Linked DNA regions of Homo sapiens: region 1 is linked to region 2. A link is an interaction called in ENCODE POLR2A ChIA-PET data of the cell type or tissue named here. Cell type or tissue: OCI-LY7. All regions are shown on one strand. Region 1 overlaps LOC101927045 (a long non-coding RNA gene). Region 2 overlaps NFATC4 (nuclear factor of activated T cells 4).

Evidence for each region. ChIA-PET counts read pairs that join two places held together with the same protein. Peaks named below come from ENCODE experiments on the same cell type or tissue, not always from the same donor. Only the 100,000 strongest peaks of a DNase experiment are listed, where the experiment ranks them.
Region 1: POLR2A ChIA-PET joins it to region 2 with 8 read pairs; 2 of 35 experiments call an interaction of 5 or more read pairs at or near these places.

Annotation. Positions count from the first base shown.
Region 1 is chr14:24,461,521-24,466,520 of GRCh38, reverse strand. The region is part of intron 2 of LOC101927045 (a long non-coding RNA gene); the gene reads right to left. Among named protein-coding and RNA genes, the nearest start is that of SDR39U1, 21 kb to the right of the region's middle. In OCI-LY7, no CTCF peak of the experiment used is centred here; DNase peaks (open chromatin) are centred at 1,940, 2,550 and 2,980; H3K4me3 peaks cover 1,561 bases; H3K27ac peaks cover 3,213 bases.
Region 2 is chr14:24,370,318-24,375,317 of GRCh38, reverse strand. It overlaps NFATC4 (nuclear factor of activated T cells 4), which reads right to left. Exons shown (of 10, transcript NM_004554.5): 2 at 4,724-5,000; 3 at 2,715-2,877; 4 at 1,948-2,147; 5 at 1,451-1,623; 6 at 852-992. Among named protein-coding and RNA genes, the nearest start is that of NFATC4, 4.6 kb to the right of the region's middle. RefSeq lists an enhancer at 4,490-5,000. In OCI-LY7, no CTCF peak of the experiment used is centred here; no DNase peak of the experiment used is centred here.

The sequences.
Region 1 (5,000 bases), 91 kb before region 2:
CCTGAAAAATACTCACCCTATCATTGAGAATTATCGCCTTAAAGGAAAAACGATTTTAAAAATGAGACTACAAGAAGGACTTTTGCTCATGAAAAGACACCTTTAAGTGAGCGAAAAAGGCAAACCGTAGAATGGGAGAAGATCCTTGCAACACATATATCAACAAAGGGCTCACATGCAGAACTTACAAGTTGTGCCTATCAATCAATAAGAAAAAACATCAGACAACTCAATGAAACACAGATAAGAGACTTGAACAGAAAGTTAACAAAAGTAAGATAACCAACTGAACTATAAATATATGAAGGGTACTAACCTCATCAGTAAAAAATTAGAAATTAAAACCATGAGCAATAGCAGCATGCACTCATTAGAATAGCTAAAGTTAGAAAGATTGATAATATCAATATTGACAAGGAGAGCAACTGGAACTCTCCTACACTATTAGAGGAAGTGCCGTTAACAGCTCCGTCACTTTTCACTTTCTCAGTATCAGCTGAGAAACTGAAAATGCACATATCCTATGACATCAATTCATGCCTAAGAACACACCCAAAAGAAATCTCTGCATCCTAAAGCATGAACAAGAATATTCATTATAGCATGATATGTGAAACAGCCCAAAATTCCTTCAACAGTAGAATGAATAAATACTACTTATTTATTCATATAAATTATGGTACAGTGATACGATAGGATACTCCCCAGCAACAAAAATTAACTGCTATTACAATGACATTGATGAATCTCACAAGCATAATGTTAAGGGGAGCAAAAGCCAAACTTAAAAGGAGACCTATTGTGTCAGCACACTTATATAAAGAACAGAAACAAACAAAACTAATCTTTGGTGTTAAAAGTCAAGATGGCAGTCACATTTGGTGAGGGTGGAGATGTTAAGAATTAGGATGAGGCACATGGTTGTCGGGGGGCCTCTGATGTGGTGATGTCCTATTTCCTGACTAGGGTGGTGGTAACAGGGATGTGTTCACTTTGTGATTGCTCACTGAGTTACATTAGCAGAGCACCATGCTGCAATTAAAAGTTTGGTTTGAGCTGGGCATGGTAGCTCATGCCTGTAGTTCCAGCACCTTTCCAGGCCGAAGAGGATAGATCGCTTGAGGCCAGGTGTTTGAGACCAGCCTGAGCAACATGACAAAATCCTATCTCTACAAAAAAAAAAAATACAAAAATTAGCCAGCCATGCTGGGGTGCACCTGTAGTCCCAGGCACTCAGAAGGCTGAGGTGGGAGGGTCGATTGAGCCCAGGAGGTCAAGGTTGCAATGAGCTGTGATCTTGTCACTGCACTCCAGCCTAGGCAAGAGAGACCCTGTCTCAAAAAAAAAAAAAAAAAAAGTTTGGTACGTTGGTTTTTTTTTTTTTAAGTTGGTTTTCAGTCCCTGTGAGAATTTTTGGTTTCCTAATTTATAATTAACACTTTTCAGTGACCTCATTTTTTCCTCACCTTGTCAATTTTACCATATTTTAAGAGACATATTTTTACCCATAACAGCCTCTTTGATTATGCTATTAATCACCAAGGAAAAAATATTAAGTACATGAAAATATTGATCCAGAAATGGTTATTTCTTGAACTTCCACTGTGTCTGTAATTTACCTGGCTCATATGGGTTATTACCTTTTCATATTCTATTTTTCAATTTTTCATTAACTAATTTGCCTATTTTATCTCAGTTATCTCCCTTCTCCCATGAGGATATTGAATTTAACTGGGCATAAACACCACTGCTAAAAGAATTATAGCTAACACCTGGCCTGGTTTATATGCCAGTCTATTTTTATATCCCCAGATCTTAAAAACATCACCTTTAATTTCCATCATAATAAGGCATTTTCCACCATTTGTTTCATCAAGTAGTACTGTTTGCATTCAATTAACAGCTTCTATCATCTCATTTTTTACTCAGTCTTTGGGACAAGTCAGGTGATCTACAATAAAGAGCACCACTATTTCCTGTTCGCCAGGTGTGAAAAAGAAAAAGAAAAAAAAATACATATATATTAAGAGAAAAAGGAAAAAAGAGTACCTCCACTTTTTTACACTCATGTTTCACTGTTTTATCCATTCAATCTTGAAAAATAAAAGTATACTTTACCACCTCATTCACTCACTCAGTGGTTCCCAAAAAAGGATGCTAAATATGTTCTAGTAAGCCAATAAATACACAAGTTTACTTCATCTGACAATCTGCCTTCTCAAGCAACCTCCAAGAGTATATTGCATCATCAAATCGCAAATGTTTTATTATATGTGAGTGTGATTTTCAGATTCACATGAAAATGTAATTTCCTCCCATAGATATTTTATAAATTTTTGTTTTAAAATTACTTATGCCTTCCTCACATACAGGACCACTTTACCCTCATCTGCTTGTTCATATATCTTTCTTTTACTCTGGAATTATGTTCCAATCATCTTCTTCCCATTAAACCCCTGCTGATCAGATATGCCGTTAAGGGTTTCAAATCTCCTGTTCAGTAATCCGTGACCAAGCAATGAAATAGGACCACTTCTCACACCTGGTTTTGTGTGGCTTTTCTTGCCTGTTATCTATTTGCTACACTGTTGACTGGTCTCTTGACAGTTGAACCTGAGTACCCTATTGCTGTTGCTGTACTGCAAACTGCTCCATAATTTAGTGCCATAAAACAACCACAGGATTATTCTCATCGATTGCCTGGTCCAGGAATTTCAGAGCACAGCAGAGACACCTGGGCTATGCTCCATGAAGCCTGGTGCTTCATGTGGGAATACCTGAAGGCTGGGGGTGACTCAACAAGGACCAGAGTCATCTAGAGGCATCTTCATACACACATCTGGCAGTTGATGCTGGCTGTTGGCAAGGACCTCAGCTGGGCTGTCAGCAGGAACACCCATATAGCCTCCCTATGTAGTCTGTCTACATGGGCTAGTTTGGACTTTCTCATAGCATGATGGGTGGTTCTAAAAGTGAACATTTCAAGAAAACAAGTTCGAAGTGTGTGGCATTTTTATAACCTAGTCTTGGAAGTTACATCACTTGAGGCAGTCATAAATACCCATCTGGACTTGAAGGGAAAGTACATACGCTCTACCTTTTGATAGGGAGTGAAAAGTTTCCAGAATAGCATGTGAAACTGAGATATTGTTGCAGGTGTCTTCGAAAAATACAATCTGCCACACAAAGCTTCCACCAATCCCATCCGTATGTTCTGCATCCTCTCACTTCTCCCAGATTTCTAAAATTCTGTCTCTTCTTATATTTCTAACACCCCAGCTAATAATTTCATATGATGATGATGATGATGATGATGATGATGATTGACATCTATCAAATCTATGTGCTGTGGACTTATCTGAGATTTAAATGTATTAACTTAGTCTTCATAGCAATTCTATGAGGCAGGTACTTGTTATCCTCAATTACTGTAAGGAAACTAAGGTACAGAGAGGTTAAGAAACTTGCCCAAAATCACACAGTTGTTAAAGAGAAGATCTGGACTTTGAACTCAGGGAATCTTTTTCCAGGACCTGCACTCTCAACCACCATTCTTTCATTTACTCAAAAAATACTAATTGAGCATCTACAAAATGAAGGTACTCTCCAAAATTCTGGGGTGAAGAGTGAACAAAGCAGATAAAATCTCTGCTCTGACACATGCACACATATGTTTATTGCAGCACTATTCACAATAGCAAAGACTTGGAACCAACCCAAATGTGCAACAATGATAGACTGGATTAAGAAAATGTGGCACATATACACCATGGAATACTATGCAGCCATAAAAAATGATGAGTTCATGTCCTTTGTAGGGACATGGATGAAATTGGAAATCATCATTCTCAGTAAACTATCGCAAGGACAAAAAACCAAACACCGCATGTTCTCGCGCATAGGTGGGAATTGAACAATGACAACACATGGACACAGGAAGGGGAACATCACACTCTGGGGACTGTTGTGGGGTGGGGAGTGGGGGGAGGGATAGCATTAGGAGATATACCTAATGCTAAATGACGAGTTAATGGGTGCAGCACACCAGCATGGCACATGTATACATATGTACCTAACCTGCACATTGTGCACATGTACCCTAAAACTTAAAGTATAATAATAATAATAATAATAAAATCTCTGCTCTTGTGGAGTTTGCATTCTAGTGAGAAGAGACAGGTAACAAACAAACAAGTAAATACACAATACATCAGACGATAATAAGTGGTATGAAACATAAGACAGGATGAAGGAAAAACAAAGTTCCAAAGGTGAGGAAGAAAACCGATTTTAAATATGCTGGTCAATAATGTCTAATAAGACATTTGATTAGAGACCTGAAGGAAGTGAGGTCTGGGAGAGCCATGTGGCTATTTGGAGGCATGGCATTTCAAGCAGGGGAATAGCAAAAAGGCCCTGGGCAGAAGCAAGTTTGTCACGCTATACTGAGAAGCCAGTGTGACTTGGGCAGGACAGGCAGGAGGTGAGGTCATATAGACAAGTGAGGACAAAATCACTGGGGGTCTCAAGGGTCCCCTGAGATCTTATAAGATCTTTGGCTTTTATTCTGAAACCAGAATCCATTGGAAGACTTTGAGCAGAGGAGTGGCATGATTGATTTAAGTTTTTATAGGGATCGCTCCGTCTACCAAGTGAACAATAAATTCTAAGGGAGCAAGAGTTAGGGCAGAAAAACCAGTAAGGAGGCCCTTATGATGATCCAGACAAAGATGCCATTAACTTGTACCAGATGGTAGCTGTAGTGAACATGGTGAGATACCTAATTATGGGTTTATTGCATGTATGGATTTCTTTTAGAGATAAATCCAACCATTCCTGCTCATGGATCAGGGGGAGTTAATGATGACTCCAAGTTTTTTATTTTGACCTGAGCAAATGGGAAAACTACACTGCCATTTGCTGAGACTGGGAGAACCAGCAAAGGAACAAGTTTGGGGCCATGGAAATCAAGAGAATGGTATGGGGTGTGTTAAGTTTAG
Region 2 (5,000 bases):
AAGGGTCCTAGCTCGACAGAACGCAATGAGACCCCCAAGTATCATGACCTAGAACCTCTGGAGAAGCTCTGACATGGTCCCAGGATGCTAAATTTGGATATAGGGGCCAGAGGCAGTGGCTCATGCCTGTAATCCCAGAACCCACCACTCCCACCTTGGGAGGCCAAGGTGGAAGGATCACTTGAGTCCAGGAGTTTGAGACCAGCCTGGGCAACATGGGGAGAACCTGTCTCTACACAGAATATTTTTGGAGGATTGCTTGAGCCCAGGAGGTTGAGGCTGCAGTGAGCCGTGATTGCAGCATCACTGCACTCCCCTGGGTGACAAAGTGAGATCCTGCTACCAAAAAAAAAAGAATATAGGGACTGAGGCTCTTGGTGAGCAGCGTTTGGAGAGGGCAAAGGCCTCAGGTTGGTGCTGGCAACTCAAACCCTCAGTCTTCCCTTCCTCCACTCCTGTAGCTCCATCTTGGGGCACCTAACAGGCTCTGTTAATCACTGCCCATAACTCAAGAGGGGCCCAGCGGGCAGCTGTGAGGGTGTAAATCACCTCTTCCCTTCTCCTCATATACCCTATCTACATGGGGGTAAATTATCTCAAAGCAGACTCCTCTTTATTAGACAGAATGTGCATTGCTTCCATTTGTTCAGCATCCTCAACATTTTAGATTGCTGTCATACCCATCCCACATGGAAAGCAGACAGTATAATAGAAAGGGTAGTCTGTCTGTCCCATTTTACAAATAAAAAAACTGAGGCTCCACTGGCCAGTTTAGTGACAATGCCAGAGATGTTTCACCTGCCACTCCCAAGCTCTCCCTGCCTGCCCTCCCCTCCCCAGCAGGTACTCACCAGGACCCCTCTCAATGAACACCACCTTGGAGTCTGGCAGGAAGTTGGAGCCAGTCAGTACCAGTTCCTCGCCTCCTCTCACAGAGCAGGCACTGGGGCTGTAGGCCTCCACCTGGGGCAGCTCCTGGGCTGAGCGCTGGGCTGCAGAGCAGTGCAAGGAAGAGGACTGGCTGGGCTGGGCATGGAGGGGTGGCCTCCTCTGTCCCCACCCTCTTTGGGAAAACTGCCACAGGGCTCTGAGGGAGCCCTCCTCAGCAGTAGACACACAAATAAACCAGTAATATCCATGGAGTCACATACACCATGTAAGGGGCCGCTCCCAGAGCAGAGAGAGGGTTAAACAGGGTAGACCAGGGAGTTTCCCAAACAAGGGCACAGGGCACCCCAGGAATAGATAGGGTCCAGTGTCACTCTGGGCCACCCCAGAGACAGAGTCTGTGGCAGGGGCAAACTAGAATAGAAAGAAGCTGAGTCCTCTATAGAGCTACCCAGGACAGACAGGGCACAGGACGCTGCAGAGGGAATGGGCAGACAGACACACACACACAGACAAAAGAGTTGCAAGAGACAGAGACATGGCCCAGGGCCTCTTTGCTCACAGCACTCGATGGGCACCGATGCTGCCTGTACTGAGACGACCTTCCCGCCGCCCTGGGGCACGTGTACCCGGAACACCAGCCGTACACGTGTGTTTTTGCGCCCGATGTCCGTCTCACCCTTCCGAAGCTCAATGTCTGAATTCCGAAGCTTCAGGATTCCCGCGCAGTCAATGCTGGAGGCAAAGGATGGATGGCAAGCCCTCCTAGCTGAAGCCAAAATGGTGATACATCCCTAAAGAGGGAAGTTCCCGCCCTCCATCCAAAGCCTTGAATGACTTTCGATGAGTGCCTAGGAGGCTATTTTCTAACCCAGAGATGGCCTCTCTGGGGTACCCCCAACCCCAAAAGTCCTCTTCCAGATGGTGGGTAGGCCTGAAGCCAGCTCCTAGGAAAAATGTCTACCTCTTCTGGGAAAAGGAAGAAGTGGGCTAGCATAGGCCCAGTGGAGAAAGCTAGTACAAAGCCTGCGGACTGAGGGGAAGTTGCATGGGACTTACTTGGCCGCCATGTTGTTCTCAGGCAGCAGAGTCATCTCCAACACCTTGGTGCCACTGACTACGGCTTCATAGCTGGCCGTGGCCACCATCTTGCCTGTGATACGGTGCACCTGATAGAAGGCATGAGGCCGCAGGTTCCTTTCATCTGCAGTGCCGATGAACATCTGTAGGGTCAGTGGCTTCTCACTGTAGCCTAGGAGCTGGCAGAGGGAGAGAGCGGCCACCTCATTGAAATCCCCACCGTCTCATCCTTTATTCATCCCTAGATTTTCAGTCTACCATGGGATGGGAATGGTGAAAGATAAAGGATATCCTGCAAGGGAATCCCTTGGGGAACTGGGCACCCGTTGTGGAGAAAACATGGCCTGGAGTTCACAGTGTTTTTCTTGGAATAAAGCCCAAAGTGGGCTGGGCAAAGGCAGAAGAGCCTCCAAAGAGACTGGCCCAACTCAATACAGAGAAAACTTAACTCCCAGTGACTTTTGTCCTCAGCCTAAACCCTCCCCCATATCTGGCGGGCCACCATTTTCCAGAGTAGACATGAGGCTGGTGTCCCATGGGATGAGCTGAGTGGGGGTGGAAGGACAGGAGTAGAAAGTATATCCGGGTCCTTGCACCCCTCCTCCCCCAACTCCAGCCCCTCCCCCAGGCTGCCTGCAGGGTCAGAGCTGAGAGGGAGTGTGGGAAAGGGCAGTGCCATGTGTCTGCATAGCTGGAACCTATCTGGGAGAGGAGAGAGGATATCAGGCCTGCTGTCTGTCCTTTACCTTGACTACGGGGTGACCGCCAGGGGCAGCTTTGACAGCTCCACGGCTGCCTTCTGTCTCATAGTGGGCCCGGTGGTGGGCTCTAGGCTGTACCTCGATCCTCAGCTCCAGCTGCTCATATTGGCTGGGCAGAGGCCAGTCCAGTGGGGGTAGGGCAGAGGTCCTGGGTGGGAGAGAAGAGCATTGATCATGTGCAGCCTCAGACCCCAGTCAGGCCCGTACTGGATCTGTGAGGGAGGAGGGGGTATGGGTCTGAGAGAAAGGAAAGCACAGAAGAAATAAAGAAGTACATTAACACTTGTGAAAAGAAGGGAAAAAAGAATTTTTTTTAAACTAAAAAAAGGACAAAGAAATGAAGAAATCCAAAAGTCCAGAAGCAAGGGGAAGTAGGGGACAGAGCCCCTTGAGGTGTGAAAGATGACAACAAGCCTAAAACTCCCTTCTTCCCAGCTCTGAGCGCAGGGGTTGGGGTGGAAAGGCTTCACTTGGATACAGAGGATTCTCAAGCCCATCTCAATCCCTAGACCTGGATGGAAAGAAAAAAGAAGTGCCGCTTCAGACCAGAAAAGGCCTCAGATATGAACCCTTTGTTTTACAAATTAAAAAATTGAGGTGCGTTGGCTCACACCTATAATCCCAGCACTTTGGGAGGCCAAGGCAGGGGTAGGGGATGGTGTGAGGATGGCTTGAGCCCAGGAGTTTGAGACCAGCCTGGGCAACATGGTGAAACCCCGTCTCTACAAAAAATACAAAAAGCAGCTGGGCGAGTTGGTGCTCCTGTAGTCCCAGCTACTCCTGCTGAGGCAGGAGGATTGCTTGAGCCCAGGAGGTTGAGGCTGAGTGAGATCACACCACTGCACTCCAGTCTTGGTGACAGAGCAAGACACTGTCTCAAAGAAAAAAAAAAGAGAGAGAGAGAAAGAAACTGAAGCCAGCAGCTACTGACAGACCTAGGACTGAGCACATTCTGCTCTCAAGCCAGCTCCCTTTCCACTAGTTGGGGCTTGATAGGTGGAGTTCCAGGGAGCTAAGGGTTTCAGATGGGACAACTTATCCTGTATTGTGCTCCCTGATACCCTAGGACAGTGGATCTCAACTGGTAATTGCCCCCCAAGTAATTGCCCAGATATTTGGCAATGTCTGAAGACATTTTTGGTTTTCCCAACTAGGGGAGTGGGTGCTACTAGCATCTAACGGGTAGAGGCCAGGGAAGCTGCTAAACCATCCTACAATGTCCAGTACACCCCCACATAACAAAGAATTATCCTGCTCAAAATAGTAGTGCTGAATTAACAGTGCTGAGGTTGAGAAACTTTGCCCTATGGGAAACCCAGGGGTACCAGTGTTAACGTTTCTTTCCCCTAGAAACTTTTCTGGACAGAGCCAGCTCAGTCTAACATCTCAAGATTTAAGATTATTGAAATGGGCAAGATTCTCTGAGGGTGGAAGGAATAGAACTGCAAGTTTTAATATGAATTATTTGACTTGCAAATATATGCTATTTTATTCAAGTTAGCAGCTATACTTTTAAGCTAGTAGGTCAGGCTCTAGAAATTAAGGAATGCAGAAGGGGAATTTCCTGCAACAGAGTGGAAATCTGCTTAGGTCTGGCACCTATTGAAAGGGCCAGAGTGGAAGGCTGAAATCCAGCCCAAGTTCCACACTCAGCCACATGCCAGTGCAGAGCGGGGGCTTGGGAGCACTCTATAGGCTACAGGAACACCTCCTTAACCTAGTTGATCCTCCTACAATAGCTAGGGGTGGGAGGGTGGAGGGGCTTTTTCTAATTGTCCCACAGGGAACTGTTGCCCTCTTGTAAATCATCCAGAGGTGCACTTTTTTTTCTAGTTCTCTTTAAAACCAGGTAGTTGGCAGCTGCTGAGCTGGTTGCAGATACTCTTTTGAAATTCAGAGGGCATGAAACTAGTGTCTTCAAATCCATCCCTTGACCCTCCTGCTCCCCTACTGGAATGGCTAGAGAGAGCGGTAGTGCCAGGCGCAACCCTCACCTGAAGATAGGGCTGTGTCCCCCAATCCGGGCCTTGGACCAAGCGAGTGGGGAGGGCACTGCCAGGTAGTCCATGCCAGCCACCTCCTTCCGGGAACCTCCTGGAGGAGCCACAGACTCCTCTGCTCCCAAGGGCAGCTTCCCATTGCATGAGGCAGGCTCCTCAGACCGAGGCAGAGCCACTGCCTGCTCGCTGGAAGTCCGCCGTGTCTTCTGAGGGATGCTCTCAGCTGGTGGGGCCCCCACATAGTCAAAGGGACCAGGGGAGCCCGGGTCCC